2 separate regions of the Homo sapiens genome follow, and region 2 is linked to region 1. A link is a loop called in an ENCODE intact Hi-C map of the cell type or tissue named here. Cell type or tissue: thyroid gland. All regions are shown on one strand. Each heading gives the region's core, and the rest is flanking DNA. Links, peaks and the distances in the headings are about the cores only. Region 1 overlaps NAV2 (neuron navigator 2). Region 2 overlaps NAV2 (neuron navigator 2).

Region 1 (11,536 bases), core at 2,315-10,314:
AATGCTAGAAAAATAGGCAAAGCTATAGCTGTGAAACAAAAGACTCACTCCTGGACCCTCTACAGACATACACACCTTCCTAAGCCCAGTAAACATACTGGAGCTGATAAATCCCATTTAAAGTGCCTTGCTTTCCTATAGATTCATTTGTGCCACAGGACCTATCATGTTCCCAGCAAGCACACAGCTCATCTCTCACTATGACAAAGATAATGTATAATGCAGGTGCTTACCCTTGTCCCACTCCACAGTGTTATAACCAGACATATTATTTCTGGTCACAAGGGCAATCCTCGACTACATCTCAGCCCAGCCAAATATCTCCATCACACCTTCTTGTTACCCTGTTTAAACAATATCTGTCAACTCATTCTAACCCTTCACTCTAACACCCATTCTTAGTGGGAGGTCAGGCTCTTCCACTGCCTTTCCACCTCCCTGGCTATTGCTCTTATATTAGAAACAGCATTTCTGTAACAATCTCTGAATCAAAAAGAACAACCCTTGGGAACAGCACCTGGGTCACCCAGCCCAGATCTCTGGGCTGGCAGCTGGAAAGACAATGGCAGCCTGGTCCATGTGTCCTGGAGAGTCTTAGAGACCCTGAAGAAAAGCTTAGCCACATGCCTTCTGGGTGGCTGGCATTACATTACAGGAGCCAGAAACAAAACAATTTTTTTCCCTGGCTTCACACAAAAACAAAAACAATTGCATAAGTAATGTAAGCACTGCCAGGTCACCAAAGGGACCAATTATAAATCTCTACTTCTCTATTAACACAAAAATGAAGGAAAATGTGTTACCTCAAAATGTCATTAAGAGGAAGTCACTTACTAATTTCAGAGGCTTTCTCTCCTTCCCTCCCAATATTCCTTTCTTTATTTTCCTAGTAATTAACCAAAGTCAAAACCTTCCTCACATGCTTTGGTTTCAATTCAGGAAAGTACATCAAGGCTATGAGGGCTCATTACCCACAGCGGAAATGCATATGGAACTATTCCTGTATATTCCAACCTGCTTTCTCAAGGAAAGAATGGAACTTCTTGCCCTTGAGATTTTGGGGAATTAGTAGAAAATGGACATGACTTCAGTACCTGGGAGATGGTCAAATCTATGCCAGTTACAATTAGTGGAAAGCAGGAGAAAGTCCTAGAAGTCCCTGAGAGTGGAAATGACCGTTGTTTTCTAGCTGAAGGTGGTAATACTTTCATGTGAGTGTTAATGAGCTTTAGTCAGGAAAAAAAACGGAAGTTGTTAAGATGGGAATCAGTCTATACGTGTAAAGAGCTGAAGCAAGCTGATGGATGTGTTAATTAGTTTGATAGTGGGAATCATTTCATAATGTATGCATAGATCAAATCATCACACTGTACACCTTAAATATATACAATTTTTATTTGGCAATTAAGCCTCCATAAAGTTAGGGATTAAAAAAAAAAAAGCTAAAGGAGCATTTGTCTTTTAAACACAGCACCTGGGAGCTCAGGAGTTCTGCAGGGCCCACAGCATCCTGGCCTTTGGGAGGGAGCAATATAACTACAGGGAAGCAGACAGAGCCCTTTAACCCACTGACCTCTTTTAATCTGCTTGTTAGCCTGGCTGTGGACAGGCCCAGGGGGTCTTTGACCAATGCCTCTCTGGGGAAAGGTCAAAGGTCAGGGGCACATTTCCCTCATCATCATTATTCTCAATTATTCTTCATGCAGAGCCACTTTCTCCTTCATTTTGAGGAAGAGCCCCCTTAAGTGTTTTCCAAGACGCTGAAGGGTGATGACCCAACCCATCCCCACTCTCCTCTCCACCTCCCTCCCAGGATGTCCCTGATCAAAGGGGCTAAGAGGGGATTGCAGTGAACAGAGAGGCCCCTCACAGAGAGAACTGCAGCAGTGAGCACAGGCATCTATACTGCACGCTCATGCAGACCCACCTCAGCAGCAGGCCCTGCAGCGCTCTAGGAGGCATCCAGGGTGTCTGATACAGCAGTTCAAGGTACAGCCTTTGCCATCAGACAAAGCAGCACTTCTAAAGTTACTAGCTCTGGAATCTTAGGCAAGTCATTTAACTCTCTGAGCCTTAATTTCTTTATCTGAATAATGGAGATAATAATAGTTTTTATTTCAGAGGATTGTAGAGAAGATGAAATAGAATCATACACATAAAGCTCAAAGTAAAGGTTCAACACATGTTAGCTATTAATATGATTTTAGCAGTAATTTAAAAAATCTTTTCTTGATGATAAATGTAACATATGAGCTTTGTACAAAACTAGAATATAAGGAAAAGTATAGACCAAAAACAAACAAACAAACAAACAAACAAAAAACAGTCCTGGTAACTTCCCCCCAAGAACTTGGCACTATTGACTTTTGGGAATGTTTCTGTTGAGTCTTTTCTCTGTGTGTGGAGAAATGCACACACTACTGGTTCATCTCGTCCGTCATCATATGAGCAACCATTCACTGACCACCAACTAATTGCAGAACGCTGAGCTCAAATCCGGATACATTTTTTTCCCTAATTTTTACTGTAATTCTGTGAGGTGCTGTAGTCTCAATTTACAATGAGAAAACCAAAGATCGAAGAGGTAAAGCAACTGGCCCATGTCACAAGGCAGTGGCTCCTGTGCAGAGCTCTGGCTACAGGTCTTTCTGACTGGACTACCTGCACTCCGTGCATTAGCACAGGCTGCCAGGGGGCCTCTCTCAGTGCCTTTCCTTTTGCCATTCTTGGACTCTACCACTCCTCAAATAATACCAGCTGCTCCATAAGTGGCCTCATTGTTTCTCCTTGCTCTGCCTAAGTCCAAAGAATTTAAAAGAAGGGAACTAGGGTGTGGAGGGAAGGTGGTAAGAATGTCAGAACCACCCACAGTATGCTCTGTGGCTGTGCCCCAAGCTTATCCCCTCCCAGTGGGTGCTTTGGACCTGGGCAGTCACCTCCTCTCACTTTCATCAAAGGCCTGTGACCCTGTCAGATGGGATTTGGACAGATGTAGGATCTACCAGCTACTGCCTTCTCTCCTAGGTGGGCAGGTGCATTTCTGACATTCCCCTGCAGAGATAACATATAAAGATGCAAGTTTTGCCTCTAATTACTCTGGGCCTTATTTTTGATCCAATTAGCCTTAAAATAGAACATGAAGCAAGACCTTTAATTCTACTATTCAAACAAAACAATGCATTTTCAAGCTGTGGGTTAACTGATTTCATGTTTATTGAAGTGCATCAGTGATAAAAGTTCGGGCACACACCTCTGGCCCCAGGCCTCATTCTGGAGCAGTTATTCACACACAATTGACTTCCAAGATGTTCCCAGGGAGCTCCTTCCTGCTGAGGGCTACTAATGATTCAAAGGTAAGAAAGGTTTGTTTTCCCAGGGCCCATTAGAAGAACCAACCATTCACCCAACAGTACAACGTAGAGTGGGGACAGATTATGTCTCATTTACCACTGAAGAAAATAATGATAGTTCCCATTTAACAGACAAACATGCTTCCAACTCTATGCTGGATCATGTTCCTGTATTATGCCATTTCATCTTTTCACAACCTGGGGAAAGAGAGTTGTAAAACAGCCTTTTACAAAAGAGGAAAACTGATTCAGGGATTAGTAAGTGGCAAGGCTGGAATTCAAACCAAGAATCATCTGCAAGCAAAATCTTTCACAACGAACACAGGCACCAAGGCTGTGCTCTGCACAAAACACACAACAAATAAAGGGTAAATTGATCAATCAATAAGTGAATGAACAAAATGCAAACTAATGATACTTCAGCTAATGATGTATCAGTGGTTTCTAGCATTCACAGAAAAGCTGAGGCTCATCACTGAGGATATCTGAGGCTATCTGGACGCCAAGACCCAGTCATGCCTCTTCCTGCCTGGGCTCTGGGGCAGTGGGATACACGGGACAGAAACTGCTACTCCCTCAGGGCTTCCCAGTTGCTTGAGCTCCCCTAGCCCTTCCTCCACCTCATGGGGAAAGGGTATTTTGGTGGACCATAACTACCTTGGGTGGTCCTCACAGTTAATTTGAAAAGTGAGACAGCTCTAAAGATTCAGGCAGACCCAATAAAGGCTGACCCCTGACCCTTGTTGAGGAAAGCTCCCTCCATAGACTAAACGGGCAGCAATATCGGAGTGGAGAAGACATCCCAGCCCTTACCATGGCCACCTGCCACCAAGCTCCAGAAGCCATCCCCTGGGAGGCTCCACGTTTTCCCTGCCTGGCAAATCATTCTTTTTCTTCTTTTTAAAAAAGCATTTAGGTTTGGCAACCTGACCCTATGCAGTTCAGATCGGGACCCAGCTTTCCTATGCTGCCTGTTAGAGTGGCATCTCAGGTACAGCTTGGAGAGAAATTATGTGAAACTCTGGCCTCTTCCACACCAGTCTGGTTGGAGAAAGATTCCAGGAAAGGATTAGGGAGCTGGAATCATGACATAGTATAGCAAAGGTGCATAACGTCTGCTAATGTTACAGCACATTAAATGAAGTTGTAAAATAGTAGCTTAAAGTTAGGCAGGCCAAACATAACACAAGAAGTATGAAAAGCAAGGTGCCATTTTTCCAACAAATAAGTTCATTATATGAAGACCCAGCTTTGGTTGATTTAGCATCTTGGTATCCAATGCAGCTGCTGTGACTTTCTTTTCTTTCTTTCTTTTTGTTTTTTTTGTGTTTTGTTTTTGTTTTTGTTTTTGTTTTTGGTAGCATCTTTAAAGACCTCACACCAGTAAGTATGCATTCCAGTTTATTAATCATACCTATTTCTTACTGAATCCTTTTTATATGCCAGGCAATCCACAAATATGATTTCTTATCCTGGCACTAGTTCTACAAGGTGGGAACTTGCTCCATTTTACCGAGAAGGAAACTAACATCCAAGGGGGTTAACCGACTTGGCCACAGCACTGGCTGACTTTAATGGGGGAATTATGGTCCCCGCCAGTTGAAACTATCCGATAAAAAAACAATTCACAAAAGCAAAACCCAGAGATTTCCGATCACATTTCCTCTTTGGGATGGAGAAACAACTCAGGCTTCTTTGGGCAGCAAGGAAAATCCTGCTATCCTCAGCTCTCCCGGGACTGATAGGCGGTTATTTTTGAAAACGGAGGAGGGAAAAAGTACCTGCACCCTGGATGGTTCTTTGCAAGCTTGAAAGAGAACTAAGCCATTGTGAGAGGCGGGAGGAGGACCCGGTGCATACTCACTCACTCGGGGCTCATGTATTCCCCACAGACAAGCCAAACCGCAGTAGAGATCAATAGCCATGTGCACCCCAAAGTATCAAGACACAATGGGGGCTCGGGGGACGCGGACCACGCTGTCCCGGGACAGGCTGTGAGGGCGCAGACATGCTCGTAGGAGACAATCCCAGCGTGTGCAATCCAAGAGAGCTCCAGGAATTCGTAGGTGGAAGGGACGGAGAGATAATGCAGCCCAGTCCCACCCCCCTTCAATGACTCACAACCAGAGACATACACACATCGACTTTCCTGGTTTAAACACACACACCTCCCCTGAGATCTAGCTTCAAAACAATAAGGGAAATACCAAGTGCGGAATGCATTTCAGGGGCTTTCCACCACCCGGGCCAGTTCCTAAAGGGGATGGGGGGCGGGGTGGGGGGTTAAAAAGTAGAGCAGCGCCCAGGGGGTGCGGTCTGCAATCCACCCTTACCAGCTTCATGGTGGTGTTATTCTGTTCCCAGCGCCACAGCATCACGCTCATCTTACTTCAGGGCGAGGAAGGAAGGGGCAGAGGAAAAAGGAGGAGGGGAAAAAAAAAAAAAGCCGAAGCACCTGCCCGCGCGCCCGGCAGGTCTGGCCGTCCAGTCCCGGGTCTCCTCTCGGCCGCGGCCCCTCCAGGCATCCCCGGCGCCCGCGGTCGCCTCGCCCCCGCCCCGGGGCCGCTGCTGCGCGCGGGGACCCTACCCTGGAGACCGGCGCCCGCGCTGCCCAGCTCTCGTGCCTCCCTCGCTCGCTCCCCGCCGGCCTCCCCGCCTCCGCCAAATCAAACAACTCGCCCTGTGTCCAAGCGCCCGCTCCTCGCAGCGCGGAGGCCGCTGGGGCCGCGGCGGCCGAGGGCGGGGTGGGGGGGGGGGTCGGCGGCTGGTGAGTTCCCCGCCCCCTAGCTGGCCCGCGGGCCGCCCCGCGTGGCACCCGGCGCTTCAGTGGGCCCTTCGCCACTGCCGCCGGTGGGCGCGAAGGGGGAAAGATGGTCGGAGTTGGTGGGAGGATACTTAACTATTTCGGGGAGGGCGTGGGTAGTAGGGAGAGCCTTGGGCAGAAGATGGGTAGGGGTGAGGCCGGGGGAAGGGGCTGTGGAGCGCAGTTCATGGCTCCCGGGTCCCCATGGGTTCTTAGCTCAGACACCAGCCGGCGCCTCACTATGCGCACTCATCTCCATCCGCATTTTCTTTCTGCACAGAACTCACGCAAGTTGACAGAGCCGCCTCCCCCTGGAGCAGTTGGAACTATGGCTGCAGGATGGATGCATTTCTGACCCCCACAACTCTAACCACACACACACACACACACACACACACACACACACACACACACATTTTCTGACCCCCACAACTCTAACCACACACACACACACACACACACACACACACCCCTGCCCCAGCCCACACGCTGCGTTCCCAGCAATATTTATTTCCTGCCACGTGAAGGACAGAGTTTGGGTATTTCCAAACACACCTTGCCTGGCCGCTGCTGGAGAAAGGCCATTCAAGGCCCTCTGGAGAGGAGGAGAGGTCAGGCAGCGACAGAGGAGGCAGCCTGTGGCCTTTATTTCCTCGTCTGCCTGCTCCACCTGCCACAGGCCCCGGGTGCCTTCCTTTGAGGACTGGGGACCTCCCCACCTTCCTGCCCAACCCTTGTCCTAGGTCCAGCATCCTCTCATCTGGCAGTGACCCTCCAGGGGTCCCCAGCAACTTTCGGTATCCTGAAAAGGCTCAAGAATCCTTCAGCTCCCCAAGGAAAGATGGCACTAGCCACCCAGACCTCGGAACTTGTTTCTGATTTGGGCAGCCATGACATCCTAGGATGGAAATCCTGGCTCTCCCCCACTGGCAGAGAGTTATAATGAGAAATCATGGATTGCTTTATTATATATTCATTTCCGTAGTCAAAACTGTTCATAATGAGGAAAGGTGATAAAATTGGTCCTAATCTTTTTCATTCTAATCTTTAAAACATGGCAATTAGATCAACTTGTCACCCTACCTAAACCTTTCAGGACTTGATTTCCTTTCAGAGTTTAAAAATCCCAGCTCTCTTCTATGACCTGCAACCTGGTCTCCCACCCTCTGGCCAGCTGTGTTGCAGCAACAGTGGTCTGCTTTCTTTTTCTCAAACACATCCAAATCATTCCTACCTCAGGACCTTTGCACGTGATAGTCCCACTCCCCGGAGCACTGTTTCCCCCTAGACTTGCCCATGGTCTCATGTCTAATGGCACCTCTTCAGGGAGACTTCTGACTCCTAATGTTGAAACTTCTCGTTCCCACACTCTCTTCCACTCCATTACTGTTGTCTCATCGTCATTGTTTTGCCTACTGAGTTAACTTAGCTAACCTGTATTCTTGTTTCTTTTCTGCCTTGTCCCACTAGACTACAAATTCCAACAACCTTGTCTGTTTTGTTTCCCTACTGTTCCCCAGTACCCAGAACAATGTGTGGCCCATAGTGGGAGCTCAGTAAATGTTTCCCAAATGAAAGGCTGTTGATGATTGTCCTAGTGTCCGTCCATGCAGCTTCCTCTACAGCTAGGACTGAGCCAGACCCAGGCAGCAGATCCCACATCCTGCCTCGGGCCCTAACTTAGACTGAATGACTACAAGAGGCCCTTCTATGTACATCTCTACACACATTTCTGAAGAATGAAACAGAGGCAGCAATATTTGCTGTCTCAAGGGAAGGGGCACAGGCTAGGACAACATATCAGAAATGAGAGAGCATGTGTCATTTGAAAAAGCATATTCTGTATTAAAATATATTTATATATTTGGAAAACAAATCCTAAAATAATTTTTCCAAAAATAAAGCTTGACAAATCTTATTGGCTAAGAGAGCAAAACACAAGATATCTCTATCACAGCTTTTTAAAGCCTAAAGTTCCTTGGAGTTGAGTGGCTGGATAAAGAATCCAAAATCCTGATTGTGTGAAAATACTGCAAGATCAGGGATTTATACATTTTCTGGGAAAACATCATTAGGTTCATTATACTTTCTAGGATAGCCACAACATTTACGATCTATACATCTGCAGAAAGTCATTGAATGAGCAACTAGTTTCCAATCTTTGCTGGAAAAAGGTGAAAAAATACCACTCATGGTACAAGGAGAGATGGGAAGGTGTGGAGGGAGATACAGAAGGTACCTGCCTCAGCTTTAATTAAAGAGAATAAAGCCTGTGACCTTTCCCTTCAGATCTCACACACCTTAGGTCATAGGTATTCTAGCTCATTTAGCAAACACTCCTTGAGCATCTACCATGATGCACTTACCCAGCTTTGCCGAGGGTGTTGAGAATCAGGGAGGATTCCTTGTCTGGGGTATGTGTCTCTCTCTGTGTGTATGTGTGTGTCCCTACCATGCACACACACAGTCTAGTAAGAAAATGGACAAATACACCAACAGTTGCAATGTAATGCAACAGGTGCTACAAAAGAGGCCTGTATAGTGTACAGCTGGGTCATAAAGAAAAAAGCTGGCTGAGCGCGGTAGCTCACACCTGTAATCCTAGCACTTTGGGAGGCCAAGGTGTGAGGATTGCTTGAGTCTAGGATTTCAAGACCAGACTGAACAACATAGTGAGACCTTGTCTCTACATAAAATTTTAAAAATTAGCCAGGTGTGATTGTGCATGCCTTAGTCCCAGCTACTTGGAAGGCTAAGGTGGGAGGATCATTTGTGCCCAGGAGTTCAAGGCTGCAATGAGCTATGATGGTTCCACTGTACTCCAGCCTGGGCAACAGAGTAAGACCTCCACAAACTCTGCAAAAAGAAAAGAACAATGCACAAGGCTGGGGAGCATGGAAGGACTTCACAGAGGTGATGCTGACCTGCTTCTGGCAGGTTTGACAAGAGGAGAGAAGCATCTCAGGAAGGTGGAATAGCATGTGCAAGGGTGTAGAGGGGTGAAAGTTCATGGCAGGTTCTGTGTGTTCACATCACATGGGGTTATTTGGTAGGCTGGGACAAGCAAGATTGCTGTAAAGGACACTCTATTCTTAATTCTTATAAATAGGGGAATGATTTGTCCAAGCTCCCATTTTAAGAAGACCTAGTAACAGCAAGAAGATAGCTTTAAAAAGGTAGAGACTGGAGGAAGGGAGACCAATTAGATGTCTGTTGAAATCATGCAGGGGATGGGTATGAGGACCCAAGCAAGAAGAGGTGAGTGGAAGAGATGCCTGATATCACCAGCATGATGGTACAGATGGTTCCAAAGGGTAATGGCTGTGAGTTCACAGGTGTCAGGACCCTGTAGATTTGCAGAGACAGAAGTGGCTTCTCACAACCTCCTCATCCACCAAACCCCTCCTACCACCTTTCTCCTTCCTCCTATTTCCATAATCTTCCACCAAGACCTTTGATGTGAAGTAGCGGAAAGAGATCAGTCTGTGTTGACCACATGGAACAATGCTTATGAAGGTCTGCCCTGAAGTGTGGTCTGGTGCCTTCCAGCTGTTGTCCTCTTTTTTCAGCTCATGGCTTTCTGACCCATCCCCTGGCCCTGACTGCCAGCTTAGCCTATCTCCCTGAGCATGACCATTCTTGAACTCTCATGGTAGCCACGAGGTAGGGTCCCAGTGTTCTGGTACTGTGGAGCCCCTGGTGGGGCTGACCCCTCAGAGTCTGGATCTGCCTTTCACTGAGTGGTGTCCTCTGTTCCAGACCTTTCCCGTCCCACCATACAAGAGACCTGTCCCACATCGTTCAATCACTCAACACTCCCATGTCTGCCTCCCATGCTTCTCTGAATTTTCAGCACCTGCCCAGCTATGGCAGCCACATGATAAATATCTCCTGAATGAAAGTTGGACTGTCCATCTTGCTCATCAAGGTGGAATGAAGAGGGGTTCAGGCCAGGAGGCAGGGTTGAGGCCTGGCATCCCAAAAGGTGCCACTGGTGTTTCCTTGAGCAAGAGCTACTCATCAGTGGACCTTCTTTTCTTCACTAAGAAACTGATGATCTATAAAGTTCCTTCTCACTCCTAAATTCTGCAAGCCCAGCCTCTGTCTGATAAACTAATTTGTGTCCAGCTGTTAATGGCTTAATGTATTTCCCAGATAACATATTTCAGTTTAACAGGGGTCTTCCACTCTTTCAGCCAAAGCAATGACTAATGGGAAAAAGCTCAGACACGGTGGGGGCCGGCCAGGGGAACTTCAGACAAAGTAGGCTCTCTAGACTGCTCCCATGCATGATGTGGGCTGACGCCTCTCCACCCACACATGAGGCAAGGCTGATGGGGGGATGTCAGCTTTTACATGGTCTTAAAATGACAAAAGAAGGATCAGAAGCACTGTGGCACCCCATGGGGAGGAGGGAATGAGCTAGATAGCTTGTCAGAGGGAGCCCATTTTGCCTCCAAATAGCTGGGCTTGAATATAAAAATACCACAGAAGAGCTTCACATTGCCTGCCGCATGAAAACCCTAGCCATAGTAGTGGCTATTTATTGAGCATGGTACTGGACACCTTTCACAGCAATACTGAAAATACCTCATCACAGCAATACTGAAAAGGATCCTTTTTGCTATTTTGCAGAGAAAGGCTCAGAGATGGAGAGTGATTGATCCTCTTCATCTGACTTGAAAGCCACCAAACAGGAGTAAAACTCAGGCCTCCCTGCCTGGTCCCCTATTTCTGCAGTTGTCTGCATTACTGTCATATTACATGCAGGAAATGAAACCCCAGAAATGCCATCTCTAGGATCATGAAGGCAAACTGTGTGCAGACATTTTTGCAAGTAGCTTAAAGACTTAGTCTCTTTCCTTCTCTGGGGGTACCCAGAGACCTTGGAAAGAAAGGAAGAAGATGTATAAAAATTAAAATAAAAAGCTTGTGGAAGTACACAGTTGGTAGGCTTTTCAGAACTTCAGAGTCGAATTTAAGAAAAGCACTAATCCTTCCTAGAGAAGAAAGGACTCCTGTCCACAAGCCAGCGACAAGGAAGGCCTGAGCACAAGAGGTGCCGTCTCCCCTCCACCAGCCTTGGAGGGGAGTAAGCCTCCTACCAAAAGGTCAGCCTTGGAACACTGGGGTCTGCAGGGGGTTGAAGGCTGTTGGAGGTTTTGAAAGTAAGATGTATGGCTTTCAGGAGGGCAAACACAATGTCACACTGACAAGCCTACGAATGAATGAATGAATGAATACGCCCCCAGAAAGGGCTGGGTTGGGCTAGCAAAGGATTTCTCTCCTTCCTCTCTTCCCTTTTCTTTTTTCTTGAGATAAAGAATTATGTAAAGGGATCTCCCCATTGCGCATACTAAATGCCACTGCATTTAGTATGTTC
Region 2 (11,536 bases), core at 1,555-9,554, 110 kb before region 1:
GTGGGATCTTAGTACCTCTTGGTTCTGCTTCCAATGCAAACAATGTTCTGCAAGTCCTTCAAGTCAGTGTTATCTGATTACTCACATCCAATGGAAGAGCTTCTGCAGGTGAAGATCTGGGCCTCCCTTGGGCTGGACTTTTTAAACCAGACAGAGTCTTTGGGAATCATTATGCCCACAGATAGGCCTAGAAAAGGATTATGGACTTGTTCCAAGATGATGTCAGAGCAATGGTATTAAGTGGTGTAGGGGAACGCAGGTCACAGTATTCTACCACAGTGTGGAATTTGCAAAGAGAAGGGAAGCAAAAAGCAATGAAGAGGGAAAAGATGCATTCTTTCAGAGTTGCTGGAGAGCCCCTGCTGTGCTGACCCTAGGCTGAACCACAGCAGATTTTTAGGACAGGATAAGGACTTTATAGAGGCAAGCAATCAAAGCATAGGATGGGAAAGACACAACCTTAAATCAGGTAGGCAGTCTGGTCCTCTGTGAGGCAGCATGGTGTAATGGATAGAATACAGGTTTTTCCATACACAAGACATTGGAGCAGTCTCATAACTTCTCTGAGATTCAAATTCCTTACCTGTAACTTTGGAATAATGATGAATAATGATTTACAGTTATACCCAATAGTTAACAGTTATACCATTGGGTATAGCTGTAAATCTGAAATGGCTTAATGTCCAGCCACCGTATGTTAGTTTCCTTTCTCGTCTTCTCCAGTGAACACGGGTTCATGAAGGGATTGGACACTGGCATAAAAGAAACATGCTATGGCACAAGAAATACTTGGATAAATCAAGAAAATAGATGAGTCTAGGTTAAAGTATCAGAGAGAACTGGACAAAAATCAATACACAAAAGTCTGAGATGAACATTTTCAAAGAGGCAAGATAGGCTTCGGCGAGCAGGGCTCATCATCTCCCTAGGAACATTCCAGAAGAGAAACTACTCAATCCAAGTATCTGTGGCTGACTGAGATCTTATACTTGGGGTATCTGTGGGCTCCACTCTCTGGAATGAAACATCCGTGGTTTGGGATTAACTAAGATAGTTCTGGGTTTTCCTTGGGTTGTCATGGTCAGATTCTTTTCACTGAGTCAGTGGCTAGCTACTCTTTTGATGGGAGCAGCACATCGTTCAAATGGCTGCAGCATTGTGCCAAGCCTTTTGGGACATGGAGAAGGAGTTCTTGAGGACTGTGAGGATAGTGGACATGGCAAAGGGCGAATGGTTTGCATATAGCCGTCAAAAGCCACCAAAAAGCTCAAGCCAGCTCCTGTCCACCCTTGACCACTATCGCCTCTACACTCTAGTCAGGACAGCTCCCTGAACTTGATCAAATCAGAAAACTGGATGGAGATCATGTACTTTTTCCCACCATTCAGAGAGAATCTATGTTGACTCTGTAGTTTAACACTTAGGTTCTGTTGTAAATGGGCTCAGATCGTTGCTTGCTCCAAAGTAAGCCTCCTCCGTCTGACATTTTCAGCAAAATTTGGTTCACAAACAAAGGCCATAATGACTGTGTGGTAAGTGGGAAGAAAGAAAAAAAGCTAAGCCCGGACTCACCCAGGAGGGAACCAAAACATCTCTTGGGATGATGAGTCCATCCACAAACTGAACTAATTCAGACTGAACTTTTAAGTACTGGGGTTCAAGTGCAGGATTTCAAAGCCAAAGGTGACCACAAGAACCTGAGACACCCAAGCAAACCTGGGAGGCCACTGGACTTTCTACAAACTGAAAGAGGCAGAGCTAGAATGCTCAATCTTACCCGGATCTCAAGGGGCTTGTCGACCCCAGCTGACATCTAGATTACAGATGTATTGGTAAAATACGTGAAGTTCAGAAGGTATTCAGAGAAGGAAATGAAGATCTCGGAGGTTGGTGAGATGATCAGGAAAGGTAGTGTGTAAAAGACCCCAGAGCAAGTCTGGCACGCTGAATGGGAATGTGAGTAGGGGATGGGAAAGCAGGGGGCAGAGCATGCCACTCTGAAGCAAAGCCTGTAGAAAGTACAGGGGAAAGAAAGAGCTGGTGTGTGCTGGGACTCGGGGGACAGAGTGGGAGGAAACGAGGCTAGAGAAGAAAGCAGGGCAGGGAAGGGAAGACTTTGTATGCTACACTATGGAGCTTGGACTTGGTCCTGCCCTCCAGGGATGTGGTGTTAATTAAGGAGGCTGAGAGCACAGGTAGAGGTGAAAAGCAGAATATCTTCCAGTTTACCAGTGGTACAGAGCCGAGGCCTCTGGCTAACATTTTGAGATTCATTATTGGTAACATCCTTGTGTATCATGGGAATGTCTATCAACCTCCAGTCTGGAAGCATCTGCCATCTGGAGCATTAGAATCCCTGTTTGCTGAAGAGCTAGGTCTTGGCTCCTGTGGAACAGCTGCAGGTATCACAACGGATGCTGCCTACTGGGCCTGCCTCACTGAGGCAGCGTGGTGAGAGGGGAGCGTGGCAGGTCAACCCTGCATCCCTTACAGCACCAGAAAGTCCCAATAGCTCCTTCCCAAGAGGAACTTGACCTCTCATAATCACTGTATGTCCAAACACAATTACAAATAACAGAGAACACAGACGGGTCCTTTGAAACATATACATGTTGAGTTTTTAAAATATTAAGCTTAAGGGAAGTGGTGTAAGCGGTGGGGGAACAATCCTGCTGCTGTTAGAGCCATGGTCAATTTCTCCAACGTGTGCAGAGCCAATTAAGCAGAGCAGTAAAACTGTCATTCCCAGCACATAACCTACGAGTGCATCCCGGCTCCTCTGTTCCACGCGATGTACGTGCTGATGGCAAAAAAAAAAAACAGTTCTTTCCCCCAAAACCACTTCAGAGGCTGGGAGCAGAGGATGCCCCCTCCCAGGAAGCATGGCAGCTTGTGTGCACATGCTGGGGTTTGGCGGGGGGCGGTCATAATCAGAGATGCTTTTTGCCAGGCGAGATGATTACATACTAAATCTCTCATTTCCATGGCATCTGCTTTTCAGCCCAGCAGCTGGGCAGAGAGGACCAAACTACTAACCCCACTGCCTCTTTTCCACAAGATAGTTGCATACAGATCAATTCTGTGGGACTTTCTAGAGGCAGCCTGGTTGCCTTACCTGACCCAGATGAACCCAAAATACCAACACTGCCATATCTGAACTGATTATATGTCAGGACTAAGGAAAGACTTTATTAATTTATATTTATAATTATTCATTAAATGACTTTTTTAAGCCTCACAATGCTGTGAGCAAGGCAAGACTACCCCATTTGACCAATAAGGAAACCCAGGCTCATAGAGATCAAATCATTTGCCCAGGTAACACCATCAGTAAGTGGTAAGGATGGGCCTTCGCTTAGGTTTAACTGCACCTCATATCCACTATGCTTCTCTGCTTCCTGCAGGTAAAATAAGCCTCCCTGGGCTCACCAGGGAGGCCGGGAGGCAATAAGAGTGGTCAAAGGCAGAAGTCCATGGAGAGCTTTCACCCTTATATCAATTCCCTCCATACGCCCCTCCCCACATCCAGATTCAAGGGTGAGGCTTCCCATTCTTCTCAATACCCCTGGTGCCCATCAAAGTGTTGGGTTCTGGCAGGTGTTCCACCAATGCTTGGTCTCCAACAGGAGACCTATTTCCAGAGCTCCAGGGGAGGTGGCCTACTCTGCCAGAAGGGGTAGGACTGCTTCTTTTGGCAACCAAACTTTACTGCTGTGCTTAGTGGTGCTTGATCAGCTAAAATTCTTCACAGGATCCTGCTCAAGGCTGGGGGTGGGGAAAGGGGGGTGTAGAGAAGGCAAGGAAGAGCCTTCAAAGGCTTCATTTGAAACAAAGAAGCATCCCTTCATTGGCCTCAGCAGAGACAAAAGCGTATCTCAAAGAAACTCTAAGTAGGGGATATGACACTAAGGGAAAGCCAGATCTTGGCTTAGGGTAAACCCAGAAGCACTGTGCCCAGCCCAGCCTCAGGACAGGGTTGACACGCCCTCATCTTCCAGTGCTTCCTCTCTTCCCCCTGCCTTCTTCCATCATCTGGGACTGATAACAAATCATTCACGGGATGGGCATGTGCTTCCAATTAGATATTTCCCCAGCTAGGTCCTGTTTTCTTTATCTTGCAGGACTGAGCACATCGTGGGAACAGGCACTAAATTTCAGGTTTCCTCCCAGCTCATCCCTCCCCTTTCCTTTCCTATGTATGTGCATTTGTGTGACATTCAACCTAACTGAGAAGGGACCAGTTTGCCAGAGCAGTGGGTTTCCACTCTGACTTGGGCCTGGTGTTGTTAGGGAAAGCAGCCACTTTCTGCATGGCTACCAGAAGCGGTGACAAACTTGGGTTCCCTATTGTCCTCCTCCACCGAGTCTGGGTAACGTGTGGACTTGCTCTATGGAGAAGCACACTGCCATACGGTTTCTCCCCTCGCCAGCCAGGCAGAGCCTGACCTGGGTCTCCCCAAGTGTAAGCACTTCAGAAAACCAAACTCTAGGTTCGGCAGCTCAGTGGCTCACACCTGTAATCCCAGCGCCCTGGGAGGCCAAGGCGGGAGGATTGCTTGAGCCCAGGAGTTGGAGACCAGCCTAGGTAACATTGAGAGACCCCACCTTTAAAAAAAAAAAAAAAATTAGCTGGGTATGGAGGCATGTGCCTGTAGTCCTAGCTATGTGGGAGGATTGCTTGAGCCCAGGAAATCAAGGCCTCAGGGAGCCATGATAGCGCCATGATAGCGCCATGAGTCTAGGTTAAAGTATCAGAACTGGACAAAAATCAATACACAAGAGTCTGAGATGAACATTTTCAAAGTGCATCTGCACTCCAGCCTGGGTAACAGAGTGAGCAAGACCCTGTCTAAAAAAAGAAAAGTAAACTCTGGCTAGGAAAGGCACCTAGAGGCTAACACACTGGGGTAGCAAGTGAGCAGTTATTTTGTATGTATTTGTGATAAATGAAGACAGACATGAGTATGGATTTCCCTTTCCATACTCAATAAGAATATGTATTGAAATTGTAGAAGTACACTTCACTTGGATATCTCTGCAATCATTTAGGTAAGAATTATACAAAGCCAAAAAGCAAATAAAATATCCTCCTAACCCTATAGATATGTATACTAAAATGATGCACTTGCAAATTTGTTTAATACTTCATTAATTTAAACAAGAGTAAATTCATACTGTGAACCAAGAATAGGGTGACTCAATACTCAATAAGAATATGGAATTCAATGAAATATAAGAATAAGAATTCAATAAGAATTCAATGAAAAATAAATACCAGTCATAATAAGGAGATTCTACCCCAGCAGCAATTTCTGTTAGGATGCCACAAGGGCAGTGTGAGAGAAAAAGCCAAGAGTAGTGGTTGAAACGTAAGATTTTAAAAAGCAGCCTCAACAACCACAGAGATACCAGAATTGAAGGAGAGGGAAGAGAGTGTAGCACTGTGGTTATAGTGAAGGTTCTGAGTTAGACCACCTGTGTTCAAATCCTGGTTCGTCCATTTTTTATGTGTGTGGCCTTGGGCACAATGATGTAACTTCCTAAATTTTAGTTTCCTCATCTGTGAAATGGAGACAATAATATGACCTACCTCATGAAGCCTGGCATGAGGATGATATAAGATGACACATTTGAACTGGTGCGTTCAATAAATGTTAGCTGTTGATACCTTGAAAATAACAGTAGAAGCAATGATGCAACGTGATATAACTGGCTTTTCCCATACCATAGGATGGGTCCTCATAGGAGGCAGCAGACAGGTTGAAGTCTGAATTAAGAGAACTAGCTTGTGAGCAAGCCTGTTTTTTATTTTCAGGGAACTGAGGCGGTCTCCATGGCACCTAAGAGCATCCAGAAACAAAGACGAGACATAGCTGCCTTGCTGTTTTGTCTCCTCTGCCCAATATGGATTCATGCTCAAGTCTTTATAACTCAAGGGAAAACCAAACCCACATTAGTAATTTTAACAACAACAACAACAACAACAACACAAAGCACAAGACACATAAATGAGATGCAGGTGAGGTGGGATTAGGGCCAGGACGAAGCAGGAAGCAAACTCATCATAAAACCACTATAAAAACTATGTAGAAACTCACCTTTACCTAAATCAGAATGGAGTCTGATGACAAAGCAGTCAAAGCCAAAAGTCAAGAAAATGCGAAACGTCATGTACACCTCAATCTCACTTGCACTCTGTCACTTCCCCCACACACACTTGCAACAATCCCATGGCCACTTTCAAAGCTCTGCACCATGGGACCATTAGCCAAAGCACATTTAGTTTTCTCGAACTGCAAACATGAAACGAGGAGAGGACCAAAGGCAAACTCAGCCAGAACAGAGGGAACAATGGAACAGTGGGTTGGGATTAAACCATGCTTTGCAGGACACAGAGAAAGTCTAACCTAGAGATCTTTTTCTGACCCAGAGTGAAGCGGATGATTTTGCTTTGAGATGAGTCCTTGGATGATGCACTGCATGATAGGAAAGAAAAAAGTGGAAGAGCTGAATGAGGAGAGAGAAGATACATTAGACACACAAATCCTAAGAGTCTTCTGACAATGGGGATGTTGCTGTTTCTTTCCCCCCCTGCCCACTGTTTTCTATGACACACAGCTTTCTTTCTAGGTCTCAGTTTACTGATTTGATAGATTTCCAATGTGAAGAAACTGCTTTTAAGATTATCTAAGAATGCTTGTGTGTATGTATTCATGTGTGTGTTTCTTTAAACATCAAATGTCTTTCTTGCCTTAAGGCCTTATTCTCAAAATATGGGGTCCCTCACAAGTAAACAAACTTTATGCCTTTCTAAAGTATTGAGATGTTTCTATTTCACATGCTTGTTCTACTGGGGTGCTTTTCAGATGAATGTCCTCAGTATCCCATAAAGGTGACCCAAAACAAGATGTTTGCAAACCTATACCCAGATGTTGCTGGCCTTGGGGATTTTTGCTTTTAATGCTATAGAAATGACCATTTAATGCTTGTTAAACTCACTAAATTCTGTTTTTCTTGTACTATAAATTGGTACATATAAAGAATTTTAGTTAGGCTTAATAAAAGAAAAAGTTAAACTTATTTACTGCTTTCTGAAAGATAGAAATATTTATCTTTCTTGCATCCATACATCCTGTACCATGTTCATGAAAGGATCTGAGGTAAGAAATAATTTATTGGTTTTACTAGTCTTAGGCAGTGAAGAGACAGAGGAGAATAGAGAAAAATATAAAGTCATTTTCTGGATTATTCTTTAACAACTGAATACTGATTATCTGTGTAGACACAGATGGAGGAAAAAAAGCAAGTCCTGGAGACTATGCTCCTCTCCTGGACTCTAGACCAGTGGGGAATTTCACAGGGTGAAATGTGGATTAAGTTCTTGGCCACCATGTCAGTTATGAGATGAGCTAAGGGGAAGAAGCAAAGTGAGCCTCTATGAAGCTGTCATGGAAGATTTGCTCTGATTCCTTCATGCCAGTGGAGCAAAAAAAAATCTCAGATTTTCTTTGCCAACTTCCATAGCTCCTTTACCAGCAAACTTCATGGAATGTTGTCCAAGCTTTAGTATTTGCTACCCCCCAGGGGTGCTGAACCTAGATAGCTTCAAAATAGTTTTTAGGCAGAGTTCTAACAGAAAAACAAAACAAACCTGGCATGTGGGGGGTTTGCATCAACATTTGACATTAATAATCAAGCGTCCAAACCACTGCCCTTGGAATTTTGGTTATCAAAGATAGAATTTGGAGACCGAGCCACTGATGTAATTTTATCATTCTTAAATTTATAGCCAGAGTGTTAGCATGGGATAGCATATCCCTAGACCTTGAGAACAAGATTATCCTTTGGAAATACAATTAGAAAGTATCAGGATATAGTGAATAAAACCAGTCTTCTGCAGAAGTAACCCAACCTGGGCAAGATGAAGGGATGAGGACATACAGCAACTCCAAAGCCCGGTCTATGTCACCACTGTAGGGTCAGGGGGCCATGATGGCAGGACACTTTGTAGCTGGAATAAATGAATGTAAAAACCTGACTCAAGTAAGTTTGGCTCTTCTTTAGGTAAAGCACTCGTTAGTAGTAGGATGTTTTGGCTTACTGGGAGATGGGTGCTCTGACTGGAATATCTGGTTATTTTAAGAAAACAAACGCCTACCATGGAAATGGATGCCTCAGGTTAGCAAAGCTCAGTGACACAAGCCACTATTTCTCAATGCATGTTCCTTGGAACCCTATGCAGTGAGATGCTCTATAAAATAAGAAGAGTGACGTGGCCAAGTTTGTAGAATGCTCCTTTCTGTGTCACCACCTGTCTGAACATTCATAATGCATACCTGCTCTCCTGGGCTTCCTCATCTCAAAGAATAATACCACCACTTACTTAACTGTTCAAACCAGGAATCTAGGCTTTATCTGTGATTCCTCTCTTTCCATTATTCCCGAGAGTTAATCTGTTTGCAGGCCTCTTGGCTCAACCCCCTAAGGATTCAGAATTAGTCCATCTCCATTTTTGCTTCTATTACCTTGGCCCAACTCATCTGTAGGATTGCAAAGTCCTCTCAACTGAGGTCCTTCCTTCCATTCTTGCTCCTCCACAATCTCATTCTCCAAAGAGAAGCAAAGGTGGATTTTTTGACCTGCCAATCAGATCCAGTCTTTCTACTACTTTAAGACTTTCCCATGGCTTCCTGTCACCCTTAGAATGGAGTCCAAACCCTATCCAGTTTAACTGGTACTCTATGACGGGGCCTGAGTGCCACAGCAATGTGCAACTCCAGGGACCACAGGTCACACTGTCATCCACATAAATGGTAGCAGCCCTCTCTCCTTCCAAACTACCTTATCACTGATCCCTCTCCTCCCCTACTAAGCTATAATAACCTTGTTTATGCTCTTCCAACACACCAAGCTTACCCTTCATGTCCTGAGAGAGACCTTTCTATCAACCAAACCTAAATTAGCAACCCAGCCCCTCTGAATCCCATCATCTTATTATAATACTCACCACTATCTGATAGCTCCCTTTCCTGTTCATGTGCTTGTTTGCCTGCCTCCTCTAGGAGCATAGGAGAGCAGGCACCTCGGCAATCTCATTCATTCTTGACTCCCAAGTGCCTAGAACAGTGTCTGGCATGTGGGAGGCTTAATACCAATTAAATAAACAAATGCATATTGGCAGGTTCAAGGATCTCAGTAGACCTACAATGAGAGCCATATAGCAATTTAACCCAAATTATCTCCCAATATTTTCCCCCCACAGAACTGCAATATGACCCAAGTTAACATCCCAGGGAATGAGCACTCAGCAGAATGCAGTCTGGGAAATGACACCCTGATCATTTAAATAACCCATGTCCATCAGGGAAGCTCTGACTGGGAGTGACTCCCACTCAGGCAGTTCTCCAGGGAAAGGGTTTGGCAAATGGCTGATAAGGCTGTCTGTTCCTCATTGCTAGTCCAGGCATCTCTCCCACCCCACAAATTCCCACAATGCAAACTGGATATAAATAGATAATTAATTATGGGACCTGATTTGCATTACACCCATCAGTGCTGGTTTTAACATCATCACAACTGGGAAATAGCACTTCTCATGGGGAAAAAAGAAGGCTGTAACTGTCTAAAAGGCAGCAGCTGTGTTTGAGCGGCTTTGTGCTCTGTCCAACTAAATGGGTAATAAAAGGTATATCAAGGTGTGTGAGAAGCCTTATGATTATTAATGCTGGTGCTTTGGGGGAATGAAAAGAAAAGGCCATTACTCTTCAGCACATATTGGATGAAATCAAGCAATCAATCTGATCAGTGACATTTAGGGTTTATAGCTGAAGTCTTGTGGCTTAAAAGAAAACAGTATGAACTTTTCTGTAGAACTTGACCTCAAGTCAAAAACTCTAGTTCCTAAAGTCTTCCTTTTTTTTCTACCATTAAGACAAAAGTTTTACAGGGTGATGTTATTTCCACTGTAGCACAGTAGAGGGTAACTACAGTGGCAATTGGCTTGTACCTGGTGAGTATGACTGGCAAACGTCAGTCCCCCTGGGAACAAAATCCAGACCCCAACCCTGCAGATTACTCCTGCATTGTGGGACTCTCCCCATCTCAGTTCAACACAACACAGTCACATTTAATGGTAACTGCTCCCGTTAGGCGATACTGCCCCGCTCAGGGATGGCTGCCTCCTTCCCTTGCCACCTTTCTTTGGTGCCCTCTATATTTCTGTTCTGGCAAAGCAGAGGCATCCACAGGAATAGAACTTTTACCTCCACTAAGTAAAACTACTCTCATTTATAACAGTGAACATTCAGCTTGTAGGGAGACACACAAAAGGTGTTTGAAGTCTATTTTAGGGGCTGTTTATTGTCTACGAGCATGTGTGTAATAGGCCGGAGTAATAGCAGGAGCAGGTAATTAGCTTTGGCTGCTGGCAATTCTGACCTATAAAAGTATACATCTCTGCCAGACACAAGAAGGGCTCCTCACTGCATGCATTTCAAGGCCATGCTAATTTCCCACTAACCACCAGTAGCTCTCAGCATTGAAGAAGCACAAATGAAAAAGCCATACAGGATAGCCTAGAGATTGGTTGGGGTGGAGGAAGGTGCCTGAAAAACAGAACCATCAGTTGGCAAGGAGCCCCCACCTGGACTGCATTTCAGCTTGTGCTTTTGACTGCTGATGTGGCGCTGGCTGGTGAGGCTGGCACGGGGCTTGGGGAGTGACTGGCACCTGCTGCTGAGGGGTGCCAGCCTGGCACTGGGAGGGGGCCCCGGCCACCTGGGATACGGCGGGCGGCAGAGGTGAGGAGAGGTGCTGCTTCTGGGGCTGCTGCTGCTGCTGCTTGTATCGGGAGAGGCTGAAGAAGAGGCCTAGAATGGCCTTGAGGTTTCCATTCCTGATCTCTGCAAGACAATAAAGAGACTCTTGTCAGATGGGGAGCTCTTCTTCCTGTTCAATGGGCTGTTTCAGTCGGCACGTGAGTTTGATTTCTTTAGGATATGACAGGCTTCCTGAACACTTCATTGGTATCACAGGCAATTAAAATCAGGCCTATACCACAAAGAAATTAGCTTATTCTCGCCATTAGGATTGGAGTGGATACAGGAGGCAAGTGCAACTGGATGTCTGGTAGGTGCCAAGAGGAAATTCTCAGTAAGGACACCAATGAAAAAGCAAGCGTCTCGAGCAAGACCGTGCTTGTTCTACAGGCAGGGGATGGAGGAACTCTGGCACTGGGGGAAGCTCATGGGTCTTCACAGTGCACTTGGCTTCTGCCAAGTCCATGTTCTAAGCTTCAAGCCACAGTGAGTGTGCCAAGTGGCTGCTGTCCCACTCCATGATCTGCGCTCTGCTTTCCCCAGTCGTCCTACTCTCAAATACGTGGCTCTGTGTCCCCCATCTGCTGAACAGATAACTCTAATTTGGGGTGGGTATAGGGTAGGCTAGAAGGACTTGCTTCCATAATGGACTCATACAAAATATTCCCTACATTAAAAGAAATTAGAACAGAGTGGGAACAAATTTTTGTTTTTATTCC

Evidence for each region. Peaks named below come from ENCODE experiments on the same cell type or tissue, not always from the same donor. Only the 100,000 strongest peaks of a DNase experiment are listed, where the experiment ranks them.
Region 2: it touches region 1 in a loop (1.9-fold over the local background); 7 of 110 quality-filtered maps call a loop at or near these places.

Annotation. Positions count from the first base shown.
Region 1 is chr11:19,771,665-19,783,200 of GRCh38, reverse strand. All of the region lies in intron 1 of NAV2 (neuron navigator 2), which reads right to left. Among named protein-coding and RNA genes, the nearest start is that of MIR4694, 17 kb to the right of the region's middle. RefSeq lists a silencer at 5,819-5,968 and enhancers at 10,028-10,536, 10,537-11,044. In thyroid gland, for the core only: no CTCF peak of the experiment used is centred there; DNase peaks (open chromatin) are centred at 6,011 and 6,679; H3K4me3 peaks cover 1,410 bases.
Region 2 is chr11:19,879,234-19,890,769 of GRCh38, reverse strand. It overlaps NAV2 (neuron navigator 2), which reads right to left. Exons shown (of 38, transcript NM_145117.5): 5 at 10,643-10,901. Among named protein-coding and RNA genes, the nearest start is that of NAV2-AS3, 96 kb to the left of the region's middle. In thyroid gland, for the core only: no CTCF peak of the experiment used is centred there; no DNase peak of the experiment used is centred there.